3 separate regions of the Homo sapiens genome follow, and regions 1 and 3 are each linked to region 2. A link is an interaction called in ENCODE POLR2A ChIA-PET data of the cell type or tissue named here. Cell type or tissue: PC-3. All regions are shown on one strand. Links, peaks and the distances in the headings refer to the core of each region. The heading gives the core; the rest is flanking DNA.

Region 1 (6,608 bases), core at 1,191-6,190, 870 kb after region 2:
GGCCTGGGCAAAAGAGCGAGACTCCACCTCAAAAAAAAAAAAAAATACAAAAGGTAGCTGGGTGTGGTGGCAGGCACCTGTAATCCCAGCTACTTGGGAGGCTGAGGCAGCAGAATCACTTGAACCCGGCGGGTGGAGGTTTCCGTGAGCTGAGATCACGCCACTGCACTCCAGCCTGGGCGACAGAGCAAACAAGACTCCACTTCAAAAAAAACAAAAAATCCCCATCATTCTGACAGGGGATGCCATGCCATTGCCACCTTTACAGACAGGGAAACTGAGTTTCCACCAGTTGAAGCCCCTTGTCCCCTATGTCACGGCCAGGGAGAGTAGGGGTGGGAATGTGAACCCAGGCGGGCTTCTCTGGAGCGGAGGGCCTTGAAGAACACAAATGGACATGTTCATTCCCTACGCCTGTCCTCAGCAGGAATGAAGACACCCTGGTCTCTGGCTCTCTGAGAATAAACTTTTGACACCAAAGGGACTTGGACAACAGTTAGGAAGATGTCCTGGAGCAAGTGGACCCCGTGGGTTGGGGGAACTTCTTGGACTCACAGAGGACTGAGGGTTCTTGCACCCCCAGTGGAGGTATTCATATCTGGGTGGTCTTTCCCATAGGGTCGACTCTTATTATTGTTATTTAATGTAGAGACAGGGTCTTGCCATATTGCCCAGGCTGGTCTCAAACTCCTGGGCTTAAGTTCTCTACCTGCCTCGGCCTCCCAAAGCTCTGGAATTCCAGGCATGAGCCACCATACCCGTCCCTTTGCTGTCTTGAGCCTTAGTTTACCCATTTCTCGTGGGGCTTTTGTGGCAATTCAATGAGATTCTGCTTTTACAGCCCTTAACTTGGAGCCTGGTGCCCTGTCATTGCTCAGTAAATACAATGATCAGGGTGTGGGCTCTCGCTTATAATCCCAGCACTTTGGGAGGCCAAGGCGGGTGGATCACTTGAGGTCAGGAGTTCGAGACCAGCCTGGGCAACATGGTGAGACCCCCCCCCCCCATCTCTACAAAAAATACAAAAATTAGACAGGTGCAGTGGCGCACACCTGTAGTCCCAGCTACTCAAGAGGCTGAGGTGGGAGGATCACCTGAGCCTGGGGAGGTCAAGGCTGCAGTGAGTGGTGATCGTGCCACTGCACTCCAGCCTGAGTGACAGAGTGAGACCCCATCTCAAAAACAAAAACCCGGTCGGGTGCGGTGGCTCATGCCTGTAATCCCAGCACTTTGGGAGGCAAAGGCAGATGGATCATTTGAGGTCAGGAGTTTGAGACCAGCCTGGCCAACATGGAGAAACCCCATGTCTACTAAAAATCCAAAAATTAGCCAGCCATGGTGGTAAACACCTGTAATCCCAGCTACTCGGGAGGCTGAGGCAGGAGAGTCGCTTGAACCAGGGAGGCTGAGGTTGCAGTGAACTGAGATCGCGCCACTGCACTCCAGTCTGGGTGATAGAATGAGACTCCGTCTCAAAAAAAAAAAAACCCCACAAAATAAATACAGTTACCATCACCTCCTCTTCCAGGAAGCCCTCCTGGCTACCTAGGCATCTCCTCTGACTCCTACAGCTGCCTGGGTGTCCCCATTGTAGCACTCTGGGTGGTAATTGACAGCCTCTGTGAGAGGGTGGATGGGTATGTGTGGGGCCCCCTCTGTGTCTTCTGTGCCCAGCACAGTGCCAGGGACACAGTAGGGAAGCAATAAACTGCTGGGAGGAGAGGTGAGTGCTGTGGGTCCACTCCTGAGGCCAGCCAGGGGCTCAGCAAGGCACCAATGCCTCCTCCCAGGAGTGAAAGATGCTGGAATCACCAGGCTCCTCCTGCAGTCTGGGGTCCCCACCTAAGGAGGCCCCTCACCCCGTGGCTGTCCCAGTCATTCAGGAAGTGTCCACTGTGGGCTGAGCCCTGGACTGGGGACACAGCAAGGATCAGGCAGCTGGGAGTACAGCCTGGAGGTCCCCCCTTGGGATGAGGGCTGCACAGGCAGTTAAAGGGTCCAAGGATCATCCCAGGATATGGCTGAGAGGCTGCAAGAGGCTCCATCCCCTAGAGGCCCCCTCCGCCCTCGCCTGGGTGCTCCCAGCCTTACTCAAAGGAGCAGGTCGGCCCGGTGCGTTGTCTCACACCTGCAATCCCAGTGCTTTGGGAGGCCGAGGCAGGCGGATCACTTGAGCACAGGAGTTCCAGACCAGCCTGGGCAACATAGCAAGATTCTATCTCTACAAAAGTAAAAATAAATCTTATAAAGTAGCTGTGGACTGGGCACAGTGGCTCACACCTGTAATCCCAGCACTTTGGGAGACCAAGGTGGGCAGATCACCTGAAGTCAGGAGTTTGAGACCAGCCTGGCCAACAAGGTGAAACCCCATCTCTACTAAAAATACAAAAATTAGCCAGGCATGGTGGTACACATCTGTAATCCCAGCTACTCAGGAGGCTGAGGCAGGAGAATCCCTTGAAACTGGGAAGCAGAAGTTGCAGTGAGCTGAGATCGTGCCACTGTACTCCAGCCTGGGTGACAGAGTGAGACCCTGTATCTAAAAAAATAAAATAAAAATGAAAAGATGAGGATCTTGGCCTCCATTCTTGCCCTTCCACTCCATTCCAACTGCTGAGCCTCTCACACCCTCTGTGGCTCCCTTTCGCCTACAGGAAATAGGATTTCTGTACTGGGCATTTGAACCCCATTCCCTTGTTTCTGCTGACCCCCAGCAGTCTCAATATCCCCTACTTCCTCTTCCCAGAACCACCCTCCCCAAAGCCCTTATCGATGCTTGGAGGATTCCTATGCATCCCTCAAAATCCAAGGTTTGGGAAAGATGCTGCAGTGGTCTCAAGACATCCTCAGTGTGATGACAGCCTGGGGTGGGGGTAAGGGGGCAAAGTACAGCACCAGAAATCCCAACTGAGTCCCCCCACACGTCTTCCACCTTCCCACCCTCTCTTTCGGGTTCTGGCTCCCTGCCTCCAGGCAATCACCAGTTTTTACCAGGAGTGCCTCAGACCTGCCCGGACATGTCCAAGTCCCCTAGAAGCAGGGAGGGGTGGGTGAGGCTGTCACCTCTCCCTTCCCTGTATGGTGCTGATAAGGGCGTGGGGAGGCAGAGACAGGCAGAGATAGACATGATGAGAGACAGGCAGAAATGGAGGGAGAGCCAGGGAGAGAGAGACACAAAGAGAAAAAGTGGAAATTCTCCAGATATTTTGTTTAGGGTGAGGACACGGAGACACAGAGAGGGACTTAGCCAGCTGAGGATGACGATTTGGGATGTTAGGTCACCCAGGTGCTGTGCTGTGTAACTCAGGCACAGAGCTGCCCTGTTCCGAGCCTCAGTTTACCCCTGTGACTCAGAGCAGATCTCCATACCCCCATCACAGGGCTGTGTATCCGAGCTCAGCCAGAGCCTGGCATGCAGTAGGTGCTTCATAAATACACACTGTGGACAGTAGAATTATGATGGGAGCGAGCGTGTGAACTGGGTTGCTAATGTGGAGCGTGAAGAGGGAGGCCCAGGGTTACTCGGCCAATGGGTTCCGGGCAGCAAGCACGTGGGGGAAGCCTCAGCTGACCACTTCCTGGCCAGTTTATGCAGGAACTCGCACAGCCGGTCCCTGAGGCTGAGCCCACCACTTCCGCCCCCCATGGTCCCAGCCCTGCTGACTCATACTCAGCTGCCACGGTCCGCTTTCCCTGCTGAGCACGGGGGTGGGGGCGGGGGGGAAGAGGGGGAGGGAAGGGCACCTGACCGAGGCCAGAGGCCCAGAAAGGACAGAAGGTCATGGCTGGGGAGAAGCAGGCAGGAGAACCGAGTCTTGGCCTTAACTGGCTGGCAACGTAAAACCTGCCCTCCACAAGGACAAGATGAAAACTTGGGGATTTGGAGGGGACAACAAATTAGACTCAATCACAATTTCAAACTTTTGGATGTCAATATATCCATCAAGAAATTGAAAAGAGGCCTGGCATGGTGGCCGATGCCTGTCATCCCAGCACTTTGGGAGACCAACGTCGGAGGATCACTTGAGGTCAGGAGTTCCAGACCAGCCTGGGCAACGTGGTGAGACCCGGTCTCTACAAAAAAATTTAAAAATTAGCTGGACAGGGGCCAGGCGCAGTGGCTTACGCCTGCAATCCCATCACTTTGGGAGGCCGAGGCCTGGATGACAGTGAGAGACTCTGTCTAAAAAAAAAAGGACAGGTGCGGTGCTTCGCGCCTGTAATCCCAACACTTTGGGAGGCCAAGGCAGATGGATCACCTGAGGTCAGGAGTTCGAAACCAGCCTGGCCAACATGGTGAAACCCCATCTCTACTAAAAATACAAAAATTAGCCAGGTGTGGTGGCGCATGCCTGTCGTCCCAGCTACTTGGGAGGCTGAGGCAGGAGAATCACTTGAACCCGGGAGGCAGAGGTTGCAGTGAGCCGAGATCGTGCCATTGCACTCCAGGCTAGGTGACAGACAGAAACTCTTGTCTCAAAAAAAAAAAAAAAAAAAAACCCACCAGAGATAAAAATGGGCAGCAGATGACATTGTTTACATAATACTGACCACAAACTTGATGTCCTAAAAGAACAGGGACTTCTCTCAGAGTTCTGGAAGCCAGAAGTCCGAAATCAAGGTGTCACAGCAGGACTGGTTCCTTCTGGAGGCTGTCAGGACTCAGAATGTGATACTCCAAAGTATGGCTCCTTGGCAAAAACTTTGTGGTTTTTGTTTTTAGAGACAGGGTCTTGCTCTGTCACCCAGGCTGGGGTGCAGTGGTACAATGATAGCTCACTGCAGCCTCTACCTCCTGGGCTCAAGCAATCCTCCCACCTCAGCCTCCCAAGTAGCTGGGACTACAGGCATGCGCCACCACACCTGGCTAATTACTTTTATTTTTGTAGAGATGAGGTCTCGCCGTGTTGCCCAGGCTGGTGTCAAACTTCTTCTTCTTCATTTTTTGTTTTTGAGATGGAATCTCGCTCTGTTGCCCAGGCTGGAGTGCAATGGTGTGATCTTGGCTCACAGCAACTTCCGCCTTCTGGGTTCAAGTGATTCTCCTGCCTCAGCCTCCCGAGTAGCTGGAATTACAGGCATGTACCACCGTGCCTGGCTAATTTTGTGTTTTTAGTAGAGACGGGGTTTCTCCATGTTGGTCAGGCTGGTCTTGAGCTCCTGACCTCAGGGGATCCACCTGCCTCAGCCTCCCAAAGTGCTAGGATTACAGGCGTGAGCCACCGCGCCCAGCGAAGACAGTTATTTTAAAGTATTTGTCTAGTGAGTCTGATGTGTGGGCTTCCTTAGGGATGGTTTCTGTCTGTTAATTTTGTTCCTTAAAATGCGCCACACTTTGCTGTTTCTCTGTATGCCTAGTGATGTTTTTGTTGTTGAAAAGCGAGCATTTGAATATTCTAAATTATGGTAACTCCAGAAATCAGATTCTCCACCTTCCTGAGAGTTTTGTGATTTTTGTTTCTGTTTTTAATTATGGAAGGCAGTAGCCATCTCTTTGTTTAGATAGTTTTCCAAACCGCTTTTTTTTTTTTTTTTGCAAAGACTGTATTCCGGCCGGGCCCGGTGGCTCACGCCTGTAATCCCAGCACTTTGGGAGTCCGAGGCAGGTGGATCACGAGGTCCGGAGATCGAGACCATCCTGGCTAAAACGGCAAAACCCCCCTCTCTACTAAAAATACAAAAAATTAGGTGGGCATGGTGGCGGGCACCTGTAGTCCCAGCTACTCGGGAGGCTGAGGCAGGAGAATGGCGTGAACCCGGGAGGCGGAGCTTGCAGTGAGCTGAGATCGTGCCACGGCACTCCAGCCTGGGCGACAGAGCGAGACCCTGTCTCAAAAAAAAAATAAAATAAATAAAATAAATAAATAAATAAATAAACCTGTTCCCCAAATATATATATGAAATTAAAACATGCGTGGTCATGATCAAGTTCTAATTACAGACAAAGACTTCCTTGAGATTGGGGAGAACCTGCCTTGGACTACGGGGACCACTTCAACTCTCTTGGGAATGATTTTTCTTTAGGTGGGTGCTGGATAGGGGTGTTTGTGATTTTATTATTAATACTTTTGTGTGTGCCTGAAAGATTTCACAATGACAAATAAAACTGAGAGGAAAAGGTTTGGCAGTTCCCCATTAAGTTCAATACAGGGTTACTCTGTGACCCAGTAATTCCACTCCTCAGTAGAGAGCCAAGTGAAATGAAAACAGGTGTTCAAACAAAAACGTGTACACCCACTTTTACAGCAGCATTCTTCATCAAGGCGAAACTACAGTACAAATATTGTAAGATTCCATTTCTGTGAAATGTTCCGAATAGGTAAATCTATAAAGGCAGAAATTAGGCCAGGTGCAGAGGCTCATGCCTGTAATCCCAGCACTTTGGGAAGCCGAGGTGACAGGATCGCTGGAGGTTAGGATTTGAAGACCAGCCTGGGCAACATAGCGAGATCCCATCTTTACAAATTTTTTTAAAAATTAGCAAGGCACTGGCTGGGTGAAGTGGCTCACGCCTGTAATCCCAGCACTTTGGGAGGCCGAGGCGGGTGGATCACCTGAGGTCCGGAGTTCGAGATCAGCCTGGGCAACACGGTGAAACCCCCGTCTCT
Region 2 (7,110 bases), core at 1,259-6,258:
TGGAGGTTGCAGTGAGCCGAGATCACACCACTGCACTCCAGCCTGGGTGACAAAGCAAGACTATGTCTCAAAAAAAAAAAAAAAAAAAAAAAAAAGGGTTTTTGCAGAGACAGAGTCTCACTATGTTGCCCAGGCTGGTCTTAAACTCCTGGGCTCAAGCGACCCTCCTGCCTTGGCGTCCCAAAGTACTGAGATTATAGGCATGAGCCATTATTGTGCCCGGCCCCAGTAAAACTTTATTTACAAAAACAGGTGGAGGGCCAAATTTGGCCCACAGGATGTAAGTTGCTAAACTCTTATTCACTGTGTAACAGACACAGCCCTGCCTGTCATGTGGGGAATGGACACATGACCAGGCAGGGTGTACATTTTCTTGCCCTGGTGAGGAGTGGTTAGGGAGGCCTCACTGGAGGAGGGGGCATGAAGCCAGGATCTGACAGACAAGGGGGAATCAGGCAGGCAAAATGGGGAAGAACATTCCTGCCCAGGGGACAGCCTGTGGGAAGGTCCAGAGGTGCAGGAGAGGATATTGAGTTGAGGCCTCCCAGAAGCCACCTGCTCAGCCCTTATCTGCCCCCCATCCCCACTATAGGCACCTTCAAGATCCAGAAGACGAGGCTGCAGCGAGAGGGCTTTGACCCACGCCAGACCTCAGACCGGCTCTTCTTCCTGGACCTGAAGCAGGGCCACTACCTGCCCTTAAATGAGGCAGTCTACACTCGCATCTGCTCGGGCGCCTTCGCCCTCTGAAGCTGTTCCTCTACTGGCCACAAACTCTGGGCCTGGTGGGAGAGGCCAGCTTGAGCCAGACAGCGCTGCCCAGGGGTGGCCGCCTAGTACACACCCACCTGGCCGAGCTGTACCTGGCACGGCCCATCCTGGACTGAGAAACTGGAACCTCAGAGGAACCCGTGCCTCTCTGCTGCCTTGGTGCCCCTGTGTCTGCCTCCTCTCCCTGCTTTTCAGCCTCTGTCTCCTTCCATCCCTGTCCCTGTCTGGCCTTAACTCTTCCCTCTTTTTCTTTTCTTTCTTTCTTTCTTTTTTTTTTAAGATAGAGTCTCACTCTGCTGCCCGGGCTAGAGTGCAGTGGTGGGATCTCGGCTCACTGCAACCTCTGCCTCCTGGGGTTCAAGTGATCCTCCCACCTCAGCCTCCTGAGTAGCTGGGATTACAGGCACCCGCCACCACGTCCAGCTAATTTTTATATTTTTAGTAGAGACGGGGTTTCACCATGTTGGTCAGGTTGGTCTTGAACTCCTGACCTCAGGTGATCCGCTGGCCTCGGCCTCCCAGAGTGCTGGGATTATAGGCGTGAGCCTCTGGCCCGGCCTTTCCTTTTTCCTCTCCTCTCCTGCCGAGAGTGGAACACGCGTGTCCTGGGAGCTGCATCTTGTGTAGGGTCCAGCTGCTTTTGGGGACTGCAGGAATCATCTCCCCTGGGCCCTGGACTCGGACTGGGGCCTCCCCACCTCCCTCTCGGCTGTGCCTTACGGAGCCCCGATCCAGGCCTCCTGTGGCTGTTGGGTTCCAGATGCTGCAGCTCCATGTGACTTCCAAGCAGGCCCTCCGCCCTCCCTGCTGAATGGAGGAGCCGGGGGTCCCCCAGGCCAACTGGAAAATCTCCCAGGCTAGGCCAATTGCCTTTTGCACTTCCCCGTTCCTGTCACATTTCCCCAGCCCCACCTTCCCCTCCTGATGCCCTGAAAGCTTCCGGAATTGACTGTGACCACTTGGATGTCACCACTGTCAGCCCCTGCCTTGATGTCCCCATTTAGCCATCTCCATGGAGCTCCTGCTGGAGGGCCCTGAACCCTGCACTGCGTGGCTGCCCAGCCAGCTGCCTCCTGTCCTGGGAGGAGGCCTCCTGGGTGTCCTCATCTGGTGTGTCTACTGGAGGGTCCCACAGGAGAGGCAGCAGAGGGGTCAGGGGAGGTCTCCTGCCGGGGGTTGGCCTCTCAAGCCTCAGGGGTTCTAGCCTGTTGAATATACCCCACCTGGTGGTGGCCCCTCCGATGTCCCCACTGATGGCTCTGACACCGTGTTGGTGGCGATGTCCCAGACAATCCCACCAGGACGGCCCAGACATCCCTACTGGCTTCGCTGGTGGCTCATCTCGAACATCCACGCCAGCCTTTCTGGGGCCGGCCACCCAGGCCGCCTGTCCGTCTGTCCTCCCTCCAGCAGCACCCCCTGGCCCCTGGAGTGGTGGGGCCATGGCAAGAGACACCGTGGCGTCTCATGTGAACTTTCCTGGGCACTGTGGTTTTATTTCCTAATTGATTTAAGAAATAAACCTGAAGACCGTCTGGTGCCTGCTGGGAGCCCATTCATTGAGTGTCCCTATGTGGCACAGAACCCTTGCTGAGTTTCAGAAGGCAGGACTCGGCCAGCCGGGCATAGTGGCTCATGCCTGTAATCCCAGCACTTTGGGAGGCTGAGGTGGGTGAATCACTTGAGCCCAGGAGTTCGAGACCAGCCTGGCCAACATGGTGAAACCCTGTCTCTACTAAAAATACAAACAAAATAATTAGCTGGGCATGGTGGCTCACACCTTTAATTCCAGCTACTCGGGAGGCTCAGGCAGGAGAATTGCTGGAACCTAGGAGGCAGAGGTTGCAGTGCACTCCAGCCTGGGTGGCAGAGCGAGACTCTGGTTCAAAATAGAAAGAAAGAGAGAAAGGGGGAGGGAGGGAGGGAAAGAGCGAGAGAGGAGAGGAGAGGGAGGGAGGGAGGGAATACAAAAAGTAGCCAGGCATGGTGGTGCGCGCACCTGTAATCCCAGCTACCCCAGAGGCTGGGGCAGGAGAATTGCTTGCGCCGGGAGGTGGAGGTTGCAGTGAGCCGAGATGGTGCCACTGCACTCCATCCTGGGTGACAGAGCGAGACTTTGTCTCAAAAAAAAAAAAAAAAGAAAAGAAAAAGAAGGGACCCTGTACCATGTGGCCCCATCTGCAAGACCAAAGGGACCTTGGGGCAGGGGCACTCGGGTTGGCCCTCTCGCTGGCCTGCCGAGGGGGAGGCACCTCCCTGCAGTGTCTGGGCCTCACAGGCCCTCGTTGACCTTGTGGTTGCAGGGGAGGGATGGCCAGCCTGCCTGTGGGTTCCTGCAGGTGTTGCAGGATGGCTCAGATCACGGTATGTCCTGGCACCTGTGGCTGCCCTGGCAGTGTCCTCTTCCATGTACAGGCCGGCTGGTGTGAGAGCTCTGGGTGAAAGTCGCTAGGCCTGCTGGGGTGGCCGTCTGAGCTGGGATTCGAACCCAGGACTCCAAGCTCAGGAGTCTATACAGTATTCCTCCCAATCGCTGGGGGATATGTTCCAAGACCCCAAATGGATGCCTGAAACTGACCATAATACTGAGCCCTAAATATGTTTTGTTTCTTTTCTTTCTTCCTTTCTTTCCTTTCCTTCTTTTTCTTTCCCTTCCTCCCTCCCTCCCTCCCTTCCTTTCCTTCATCCTTTCCTCCCTTTCTAATTTTAATTTAATTTAATTATTTATTTATTTTTGAGATGGAGTCCTGCTGTCTCCCAGGCTGGAGTGCAGTGGCACGATCTCGGCTCACTGCAAGCTCTGCCTCCCAGGTTCACGCCATTTTCCTGCCTCAGCCTCCCGAGTAGCTGGGACTACAGGTGCCTGCCACCACGCCCGGCTAATTTTTTTGTATTTTTAGTAGAGATGGGGTTTCACCGTGTTAGCCAGGATGGTCTCAATCTCCTGACCTCATGATCCGCCCTCCTCGGCCTCCCAAAGTGCTGGGATTACAGGCGTGAGCCACCGCACGTGGCCTAATTTATTTATTTTTAAGACAAAGTCTTATTCTGTTGCCCAGGCCAGAGTACAGTGGCATGATCATAGCTCACTGCAGCCTTGACCTCCCACACACAAGCAATCCTCCATCAGCCTCCTGCGTGGCTGAGACTACAGATATGCACCATCACGCCCAGCTAATTTTTTGATTTGTTTGCAGAGATGAGGTCCCACTGTATTGCCCAGGCTGGTCTTGAACTCCTGGGCTGAAGCCATCCTCCTGCCTTGGCCTCCCAAAGTGCTGGGATTACAGGTGTGAGTCACCGTGCCCAGTTTATACTGGTTTTTCAATCTCATAACCAGGAGGCTACTAAGTGACAAATGAGTGGGCATGGGGGGAGTGGTGTCTCCAGCATGGATCTGCTGGACAAAGGGGTGATTCATGACCCTGGGCGGGACAGAGAGGGATGGAGCAAGGCAGTCCGAGATTTCATCATGCTCCTCAGAACAGCACGCAATTTGAAACTTATGAATTGCTTATTTCTGGAATTCTCCATTTAATATGTTTGAACTGTGGAAACCTCAGAAAGAGAAACTTTGAATAAGCAGGGACTACTGTACTCTCAACTGACTCTCACCTCTGCTGTCCCCCTCGCGTGTCATAATGTTGGCATCTTGTTTGTTGTCTCTACCTCAGGGGACAGGAGGTGACAGAGCATTTGCTGGGAGAGGACACTGAGGGGGTGACCCTCGTGTGCAGATGAGCAAGTGAATTTTTTTGTTTTGTTTTTTGCTTTTTGGTTTTTTTGAGACGGAGTCTTGCTCTGTCGCCCAGGCTGGAGTGCAGTGGCACAATCTGACTCACTGCAGCCTCCGCCTCCTGGGTTCAAGCAATTCTCCTGCCTCAGCCTCCTCAGTAGCTGGGATTGCAGGCACGTGCCACCACACACAGCTCATTTTTGTATTTTTAGTAGAGACAGGGTTTCACCATGTTGGCCAGGCTGGTCTCAAACTCCCGACCTCAGGTGATCCACCCACCTTGGCCTCTCAAAGTGCTGGAATTACAGGCGTGAGCCATGGCACCCAGCTGGGCAAGTGAATTCTGACTAATCTCTCTCCAACCTCGCAACCACTTCAGGAAGTGTCACCATGGTCCCCATTGTACAGATGCAGAAACTGAGGCACAAGAAGGGGAATGGACTCATTGCCAGGGGCTCCAGGTGAGACAGTGGCCCAGTGAACTTTCTTGTTCCAAAGCCTCTAGCTGCAATAGTGTCTAGGAAGTTCCCTCCAAGTTGGCCAGAAAATAATCCCAATGACTCTTAGGCTTGAACTCTGTTAGTTTTTCTTATTAATTAACAGACTTTTTGGGTTTTATTTATTTATTTATTTATTTATTTATTTATTTATTGTTTTGAGACAGAGTCTAGCTCTGTTGCCCAGGCTGGAGTGCAGTGGCGAGATCACGGCTCACTGCAAGCTCCTTCTCCCAGGTTCACACCATTCTCCTGCCTCAGCGTCCCAAGTAGCTGGGACCACAGGCGCCTGCAACCACACCTGGCTAATTTGTATTTTTACTAGAGACAGGGTTTCATCGTGTTAGCCAGGATGGTCGTGATCTCCTGACCTCGTGATCCACCCGCCTCGGCCTCTCAAAGTGCTGGGATTACAGGCGTGAGGCACCGCGCCCGGCCTATTTATTTATTTAAGAGGGAGTCTTGCTCTGTCGCCCAGGCTGGAGTGCGGTGGCGCGATCTTGGCTCACTGCAACCTCTGCCTCCCGGGTTCAAGCCATTCTCCTGCCTCAGACTCCCGAATAGCTGGGATTACAGGCATGAGCTACTACGCCTGGCTAATTTTTGTATTTTTAGTAGAGATGGGGTTTCTACTTCATTTGAGAGGCCGGTCTCGAACTCCTCACCTCAGGTGATCTGCCTACCTTGGCCTGCCAAAGTGTTGGGATTACAGGCGTGAAGCACCACGCCTGGCCTATTCCTTTTTTTTTTTTTTTTTTTTTGAGACAGAGTTTTGCTCGTTGCCCAGGCTGGAGTGCAATGGCGTGATCTCAGCTCACCACAACCTCCACCTCCGGGGTTCAAGCCATTCTCCTGCCTCCGACTCCCGAGTAGCTGAGATTACAGGCATGTGCCACCACGCCCAGCTAAGGCTTTGTATTTTTAGTAGAGACAGGGTTTCTCCATGTTGGTCAGGCTGATCTTAAACTCCCGACCTCAGGTGATCCACCTGCCTTGGCCTCTCAAAGTGCTGGAATTACAGGCGTGAGCCACCACGCCCAGCCCTCCTTTCTTTTTGAATAGTCCTGGCACCGTTGCCAAAGATGAGTTGACCATATATGCATAGGTTTATTTCTGCATCAGTTCCAATCATTTATTTATATGTCTATCCTTATGCCAATACCACAGTTTTGGTTATTGTACCTTTTTATTGTTTGAAATGAGAAAGTATGAGTCCTCGTATTTTATTCAATATTGTTTTGGCTATTTTGGGGCCATTTGCAATTTATTATTAATTTTAGGATCAATTTGTCAATTTCAACAAAAACATTGTAAATTTGAAAGGGATTACATTGCATCCGTAGACCAATTTGTGGAGTACTGCCATCTTAACAATATTATACTTTCCAATCCATGAACGTGGAATGTCTTACCATTTATTTAGATCATCTTTAATTTTTTTTTTCACCAAAGTTTTAGTTCTTTTGCTTGTTTCGAGACAGGGTCTCACTCTATTGCCCAGGCTGGAGTGGAATGGCAGGAACACAGCTCACTGCAGCCTTAGTCTCCTGGGCTCAAGTGATCCTCCCACCACAGCCTCCCAAGTAGCTGGGACCACAGGCAGCTGCCACCGGGTCCAGCCTTGGCTTCCCAACGTGCTGGGATTACAGCTGTGAGCCACCAAGCCCAGCTACAGCTCTCAAGAAGTACAGTCTTGTACTTCTTTTATTAAATTTATGCCTACTTTATACTTTATGATGCTATGGTAAATGGAATTGTTTTCTTAATTTGCTACTGATTTTAAAATCCACTACCTGTGTGAGTTGAACTGCGCTTACACACATCACTGAAATATCCCACTCTCAGAAGTGGCCCAGCCTCCCCAGGCCCACCAGGCCTTCTTCCCCTTCCAGCCCTCTGTCCAGGCAAGAACTCGATTGGAGGCCTTTCTGGGCACTCAGAGGGACACACCACCACACTAGGAGGGTTAGCTTAAAAAATTCAACAAGCATGGCCAGGCGCAGTGGCTTTCGCCTGAATGCTACCACTTTGGGAGGCCGAGGCAGGAAGATCGCTTGAGCCCAGGGGTTCAAGATCAGCCTAGACCATATAGCAAGAGCCCGTCCG
Region 3 (7,110 bases), core at 1,199-6,198, 57 kb before region 2:
GCAGGTGTGAACCACCATGCCTTGTCCTTGTTATGTTTCCTTATTTTCTGTGACCCCATGAGAGCAGGTCTGGGTCCACTTGGTCCCCGCTGTCTCTGATGCCCTGAGCCAGATCCATTCCCCTGCAGGCAGGCACCCAACAGATGTTTGCTGACCCGTGGGACCCATGCATTTCATTGTCCCTTGGGTGGAAGGTGCATGGTCTGGATAGGATCTACCTCAATGGTGGGAGTTCTCATCTGCTCAATTTCACAGAATTCTGGACTAGAATTTGGGCTCCTCTCCCCCGACATTCTGGAGAGAAACACTACCATGTGGGACAGCGGAGTCCTCAGCTCAAGGAGGGTTCCTCCTTCCACAACCACTGCCCCTGATAGGGGTCCCTCAATGACCACATCCCTGACTGAGTTCAGGTCCCTGAGGAAGGAACTCAATTTCAGACCAGGACACAGGCTCTGGCTGGCTCTACCCAGAACCAAGTTCAAGTCCAGCACTGTCCCGCCTCCCACCCACTTCCAAGCCAGACAGCCTGAGAGCTCAGCCTCCCCTGTTTGAGATCCAGGCAAGCTGATCCTGGACCCTCTTTGAGCCTCAGTTTCCTCATCTGCAAAATGCGAGACACAGCAGTGGTTGCACCTGCTGCAAAATTGAACAAATATAGAATGGAGGGAGGGAAGGAGGGAGGAGGAGAGGAAAGGAGGGAGGCAGAGAGACATGGAGTGGTGGGGAGAGGGAAGTGGGGAGGGAAGCTGTCCCCCCAGCCTGAGGCCAAAAGAGGGGAAGAGGCTCAACCAGGCTCACCCAGCCCCCAGCCGGGCCTCCGAGGCGGTGAGGCCAGTCCTCCTACCTCCTGGGGCCAGGCCCCCGCGCCAGCTCGGCGCCCAGGTGGCCACAGAGCGCGGCGAGCAGCAAGCAGGTGAACCCCAGCACGAGCACCAGCGCGGCCAGCGCGGCGGCCAGCGGCAGCAGCGTCCCGGCCGCGTCCTCTGGCAGCCCGGGGCCGGCGCCCAGCTCCTGGCCCAGCCCCTCGGCGCGCAGCCCCCGCAGCTCGGCGCGGCCCGCCTGCAGCTGAAACAGCAGCTGCGCGCCCAGCGCCGCCAGCACGGCCGCCGCGATGCCCAGCAGGGTCATTGCAGCCAGCACCCGGCCGCCGTAAGAACGGGCCATGGCGGGGGTTCCTGCGGGCCGGGGGAAGAGTTGAGGAATTGAAGTGGTTTTAGAGGGCAGGGGAGTTGGGGGGAATCCGAGGGTCCTCAGGGGGTCCCCGAGGGGGCGGGGCCGCAGGGAGTGTCTGAAAGTTCGGGGACTGGGCTGGGGGTCGCCAGACGGACGGGGGCTCCGGGGTGCTGGTCGCAGCCGGGACGCCGAATCTCCGCGAAAACTTGGGACAAAGTCTTTTCTCCTCCCTCCCGGGGCCCCGCGGGCGCCCCCTCTTGGTCCGCTGGGCCTGGCGGGGCGGGGCCTGGCACCGGGCGCAGGGCGGGGAGGCCCCACTAGGGACTGGATCGCGGGAACCCCACAGCTCGCTAAGTTCAGAAAAGGGCACCACCCCGCCCCCTGCCGCCCTAAGCATCGATTGTATTGTGGTTTAAAACAAGAAAAAGGAGGCCGGGGGCGGTGGCTCTCGCCTGTAATCCCAGCACCTTGGGAGGCCGAGGCGGGCGGATCACAAGGTCAAGAGTTCCAGACCAGCCTGGCCAATATGGTGAAACCCCGTCTCTACTAAAAATACAAAAATTAGCCGGGCGTGGTGGCCGGAGCCTGTAATCCCAGCTACTCGGGAGGCTGATGCAGGAGAATTGCTTGAACCCAGGAGGCGGAGGTTTCAGTGAGCTGAGATTACGCCATTGCACTGCAGCCTGGGCGACAGAGCGAGACTCCGTCTCAAAATTAATTAATTAATTAATTAAAAAATAAAAAATAAAGAGAAAGGAGGCCGGGCGCGGTGGCTCTCGCTTGTAATCTCAGCACTTTAGGAGTCCGAGGTGGGCGGATCACTTGAGGTCAGGAGTTCAAGACCAGCCTGGCCAACATGGTGAAACCCCCGTCTCTACTAAAAAAAAAAAAAAAAAAAAAAATTAGCCCGGCGTAGTGGTGCATGGCCTGTAATCCTAGCTACTCGGGAGGCTGAGGTTGGAGGAATGCTTGAATCAGGGAGGCGGAGGTTGCAGTGAGCCGAGATTGCACCACTGCACACTCCAGCCTGGCTGACAGAGTAAGACTCCATCAAAAAAAAAAAAAAAAAAAAAGAGAGAGAGAGAGAAAGGGCTGGGTGAGGTGGTTCACAACTGTAATCCCAGCACTTTGGGAGGCTGAGGCAGGAGGATGGCTTAAGCCCAGGAGTTTGAGACCAGCCTGGGCAACATAGCCAGACCCCATCTCTACAAAAAATAAGGAAGTCAGCCTGGTGTGGTGGTGCACGCCTGTGGACCCAGCTACTTTCGGGACTGAGACAGGAGGATCGCTTGAGCCCAGGAGGTCGAGGCTGCAGTGAACTGAGATCACGCCACTGCACTCCAGCCTGAGTGACAGAGCGAGGCTGTGTCTCAAAAAAGAAATAACAAAATTTAAAAATTCACTTTTCATTTGATCTCAACCCAGGGACTCTGTCATTGGCTGTGATTTCCCCTCTGCTTACTTCCTTCAAGCCTTTGGGTAACCGTTGCTTCCTCTAGGAGGCTAGGGAGAATCCTGGATCCCTTCCCCAACTGGTCCCCCAAATTATTCGCACAGCACTTTAAAAAAATCGAGATGAAACTTACATAACATAAAATTAATCATTTTATTCAGTGGCATTTAGTGTTGTACAATCATTACCTCTGTCTAGCTCCAGAAGATTTTCATCCCCCCAAAAGGAGACCCCATCCCCATTACCAGCCACTCCCCATTCCCCCTCCTCAAGTGGCTCACAACCATTAATCTACTTCTTGTCTCTGTCGATTTGCCTGTTCTGGACACTTCATATCAATGGAGTCATACAAGAGGTGGCATTCTGGCTTCTCTCACTCTGCATGATGTACTCAAGGTTCATCGAGGTTGTAGCATGGATCAGTGCCTCATTCCTTTTTATGGCTGCGTAATATTCCATAGCGTGTCTGGAACACATTGTGTTCATCCGTTCATCCATTGATGGGTATTTGTGTTGTTGGTTCCTTTTGGTGAAGGTGACTAATGCTGCTATAAACATGTGTGCACAGGTATCTTCTTGAGTCACTGCTGTCAATTCTTGTGGGGCGTGGACTCCTAGGAGTGGAGTTGCTGAGTCACATAGTTACTCTATTTTAACTCTTTGTGGAACCCTCAAACTTTTCCACAGCAGCTGCACCGTTTTCCATTTCCACCAGCAATGTCTGAGGTTTTTAAAAATAATTTTCTGCACATCCTCCCCAACACGTGTTTCCTCCTGCCCTCCTCCTCCTCCTCTTCCTTCTCCTCCTCCTCCTCCCTTCCTTCTCCTCCTCCTCCTTTCTTCCTCCTCCTCGTCTCCTCCTCCTCCTTCTTCTTTTTTTTTTTATCAGGGCCTTGCTCTGTCACCCAGGCTGGATTGCAGTGGTGTGATCATAGCTCATTACAGCCTTGACCTCCTGCTCAAGTGATCTTTCTGCCTCAGCCTCTCCCCAAGTAGCTGGGACCACAGGCAAGCATCAGCATGCCTGGCTAATTTTTAAGTTTTTTTTTTTTTTTCATAGAGATGGGGTCTTGTTATGTTGGTCTGGTCTCAAACTCTTTATACCCAAGTGATTCTCTCACCTCAGTCCCCCTAAATGCTGGGATTACAGGAGTGAGCCACCACACCCAGCCTCCTCCTTCCTCATAATAGCCTTTTTTTTTTTTTTTTTTTTTGAGATGAACTCTCACTCTGTTGCCCAGACTGGAGTGCAGTGGTGAGATCTCGGCTCACTGCAACCTCCACCTCCCGGGTTCAAGCGATTCTTGCACCTCAGCTTCCCAAGTAGCAGGATTACAGGTGCCTACCACCACACTCAGCTAATTTTTGTATTTTTAGTAGAAACAGGGTTTCACCATGTTGGCCAGGCTGGTCTCAAACTCCTGCCTCAAGTGATCCTCCCACCTCGGCCTCCCAGAGTGTTGGAATTACAGGTGTGAGCCACCATACCCAGCCAGTTTTTAAAATTTTTTTGTAGAGATGGGGTCTTGCTATGTTGGTCTTGTCTCAAACTTCTTATGCCCAAGTGATCCTCTCACCTCAGCCTCCTGAAGTGCTGGGGGATTACAGAGTGAGCCACCACACCCAGCCTCCTCCTCCCTGATAATAGTCATTCTGATGCTTATAAAGTAATATCTCATTGTGGTTTTTATTTGCATTTCCCTAATAACTAATGATGTTAAGCATCTTTTCATGGGCTTTTTGGCTGTTCATATATCTTCTTTGGAGAAATGTCTATTCAAATCCTTTCTCTATTTTAAATTAATTAATTAATTTTTTTGTAGCGATGGGGTCTTACTATGTTGTCCAGGCTCATCTGGAACTCTTAAGCTCAACTGATCCACCCACTGGGCCTCCCAAAGTGCTGGGATTACAGGCATGAGCCACTGCGCCTGGACTGGAATCAAGTTTTTTTTTCAGGTTTGAAAATTTTGGGGCCCCTTGAAAAGAGTTTGTGGGCCCTGTGCCCTCAGCCTCGTAGGTAAAATGGCCCCAAGGAAGAGTATGGGGTGAGGGTGACCCTTCACTTCCAGGTGGCCTCCTTCTTTGCTGTGTGACTTTGGGCACATCCCTTAACCTCTCTGGGCCTCTTCATATGTAGCAAGAACCTGTTCCTTCTTTCAATTGATTGATCGATTGATTGATTCATTCACTCATTCATCAGGCCTCAGCCCAACACTCATTCTTTCATCATCATCAGTGTTAGGGTGAATTTTCCATGTTTTCCAGGTAAGGAAAAGTCTCACGTTGAGGGCTCAGCAATTCATTTGGATCAGGGCTACAGTTTGCTCTGGGTGGTGGGAATACAGAGATACAAGATATTTTCATGTATTCATTCGACGAACATCAGTGGAGAGCCCATCTACGTGCTGGGCTCTGAGGACCCAGGGGTGACCAAGACAGGCCCAGCTCTCCCTTCTGGTGCTCACAGCCTGGTGGGGGAGGTGGAAACATACATGAAACCCCACAATAAGGGGACACTTACCTAAATGGCCAACATTCATTGCAGTGCTGGCTTAGGTTTTGCCATTATTTGTTGGGGTTGGGGGAACACAGATACCAAGGTCTGGTCCTGCTGTTTGTATGTGGGGTGATTCTCTAGTTTGGGGGTGTCTGGCTTCAACTTGGAAAGTTAACCCTGCAAGCAGGCCCCACACTGCTCTTGGTAGATGGTGAGCTCATCTACCTTGGCCTTTTGCTAAGCTGCCCTTCTCATTCCAGCTCAGACAGGTGGGGAGTGGGGAGGTGGGGATGGGGGGTGAGGCTTGGAGAGTTCCACCATACAGTCCAAGGCACACAGCCTGACAGGGACAGAGAGTGGACTCCCTCAACCTCACTGCCCAGATACGGATGGCTGGTCACTGCATGTTGGCTGGAATAATAGTAACAATGTTGACAGGTTACATCGCCTGTGATTTGTTGGAAAAGGGCAACCTGGTATGATTTACAGATAATTTAAGTGATTTTTATTTTTTTGAGACAGAGTCTCCCTGTGTCGCCCAGGCTGGAGTGCAGGGGTGCAATCTTGGCAGACTGCAACCTCCGCCTCCCAGGTTCAAGTGATTCTCATGCCTCAGCCTCCTGAGTAGCTGGGACTACAGGTGCGTGCCACCACGCCAGCTAATTTATATATATATATATATATATATATATTTTTTTTTTTTTTTTAGTAGAGACGGGGTTTTGTGACAGTGGCCAGGCTGGTCTTGAACTCCTGACCTCAGGTGATCCACTTGCCTCGGCCTCCCAAAGTGTTGGGATTACAGGAGTGAGCCACCACGCCCAGACTCAATGCACCCATTTCACAGATGCGCCACAGCAGTCCAGAGAGGGCTGCTGGAACATGAAGCATCAGGCAGCACCAGGGTCCTGAGCTGGGTCAATTTTCCAACCTGGAGGTTGGAAGTCGAGGTGAGCATGAAATCAGGTGGTCATCCAGTATTCAGGACCCTCTGGCCTCCCAGGCCCCCAGCCTCCTTCTTCCTGTCAGCCAGATTCCCGTGCACCGCAGTCACGCTTGCTAGTTTCCATGGACACGCGTGGACTCCTAGGAAACCTTTTCCGGAGACTGGGCACGAGAGGAGTGATTTGCATCTCATTTGAATGCTAGGCCCTGCCCCGAAAGTGTGCCATCTCGTCCTGCCGCGAGGGGGCGCCAGAGGCCAACCAAGCAGTTCGTGAGCCGAGTGAGCACCTGCTCCTCCTTCTTCACTGACCTGCCTGGGAGAACCTGGCTTTAATTCTAATTTTTCAGAGGAAGGGATTAGTGTTTAGAGAAGGGAGTTGATCTCACGGTCACAAAGCCAGGAGATGGTTCTAGATCGGAGTTTTTGATTTCTGTATTCTGCCGTGTTCCCTGGTAATGCCCCAGTCCACGAGCAACAGAGGGAGACCTGGGAGACTCTTGGCTCCTGCTGGCAGCCCGGGACCCCCAGCCCACGTGGTATCAAATATTGAAATGCATCCGTGTAACATATAAATCTGTTGTTAAAGGATTGTTGTGATTTTGCGCATGAAATATGTGGGCAACTCGGCCGGACGCGATGGCTCACGCCTGTAATCCCAGCACTTTGGGAGGCCGAGGCAGGCAGATCACCTGAGATCGGGAGTTCGAGACCAGCCTGACCAACATGAAGAAACTCCGTCTCTACTAAAAATACAAAAATTAGTCAGGTGTGGTGGTATGCCTGTAATCCCAGCTACTTGGGAGGCTGAGGCAGGAGAATCGCTTCAACCCGGGAGGCAGAGGTTGCGGTGAGCCGAGATCGTGCCATTGCACTCCAGCCTGGGCAACAAGAGCCAAACTCCGTCTCAAAAAAAAAAAAAGGGGGGGGGCAACTCATTTAATGTAGGATGGGCTTGGCGTTTTCAGCACGTTTGTTCTATTTTAGTTTAGATTTTCTCATTTTTGGAGCCATTAATTACTCCCCCTCAGCCAGGTC

Evidence for each region. Peaks named below come from ENCODE experiments on the same cell type or tissue, not always from the same donor. Only the 100,000 strongest peaks of a DNase experiment are listed, where the experiment ranks them.
Region 1: POLR2A ChIA-PET joins it to region 2 with 18 read pairs; 2 of 35 experiments call an interaction of 5 or more read pairs at or near these places.
Region 3: POLR2A ChIA-PET joins it to region 2 with 11 read pairs; 8 of 35 experiments call an interaction of 5 or more read pairs at or near these places.

The regions. Positions count from the first base shown.
Region 1 is chr19:18,370,944-18,377,551 of GRCh38, forward strand. No RefSeq gene overlaps it. Among named protein-coding and RNA genes, the nearest start is that of GDF15, 12 kb to the right of the region's middle. RefSeq lists enhancers at 2,509-3,708, 2,896-3,190, 2,920-3,139 and a silencer at 4,557-4,784. In PC-3, for the core only: no CTCF peak of the experiment used is centred there; a DNase peak (open chromatin) is centred at 3,598; H3K27ac peaks cover 3,206 bases.
Region 2 is chr19:17,503,863-17,510,972 of GRCh38, forward strand. SLC27A1 (solute carrier family 27 member 1) reads left to right here. Exons shown (of 12, transcript NM_198580.3): 12 at 593-2,306. The coding sequence ends at 750. The region is part of intron 1 of PGLS-DT (PGLS divergent transcript); the gene reads right to left. Among named protein-coding and RNA genes, the nearest start is that of PGLS, 4.2 kb to the right of the region's middle. RefSeq lists enhancers at 3,628-4,827, 6,633-7,110. In PC-3, for the core only: no CTCF peak of the experiment used is centred there; a DNase peak (open chromatin) is centred at 4,169; H3K4me3 peaks cover 669 bases; H3K27ac peaks cover 1,475 bases.
Region 3 is chr19:17,447,296-17,454,405 of GRCh38, forward strand. TMEM221 (transmembrane protein 221) reads right to left here and starts at 1,373. Exons shown (of 3, transcript NM_001190844.2): 1 at 848-1,373. The coding sequence starts at 1,167. RefSeq lists a silencer at 1,387-1,506. In PC-3, for the core only: a CTCF peak has its summit at 1,430 (motif pointing left); a DNase peak (open chromatin) is centred at 3,216; H3K4me3 peaks cover 1,032 bases; H3K27ac peaks cover 1,805 bases.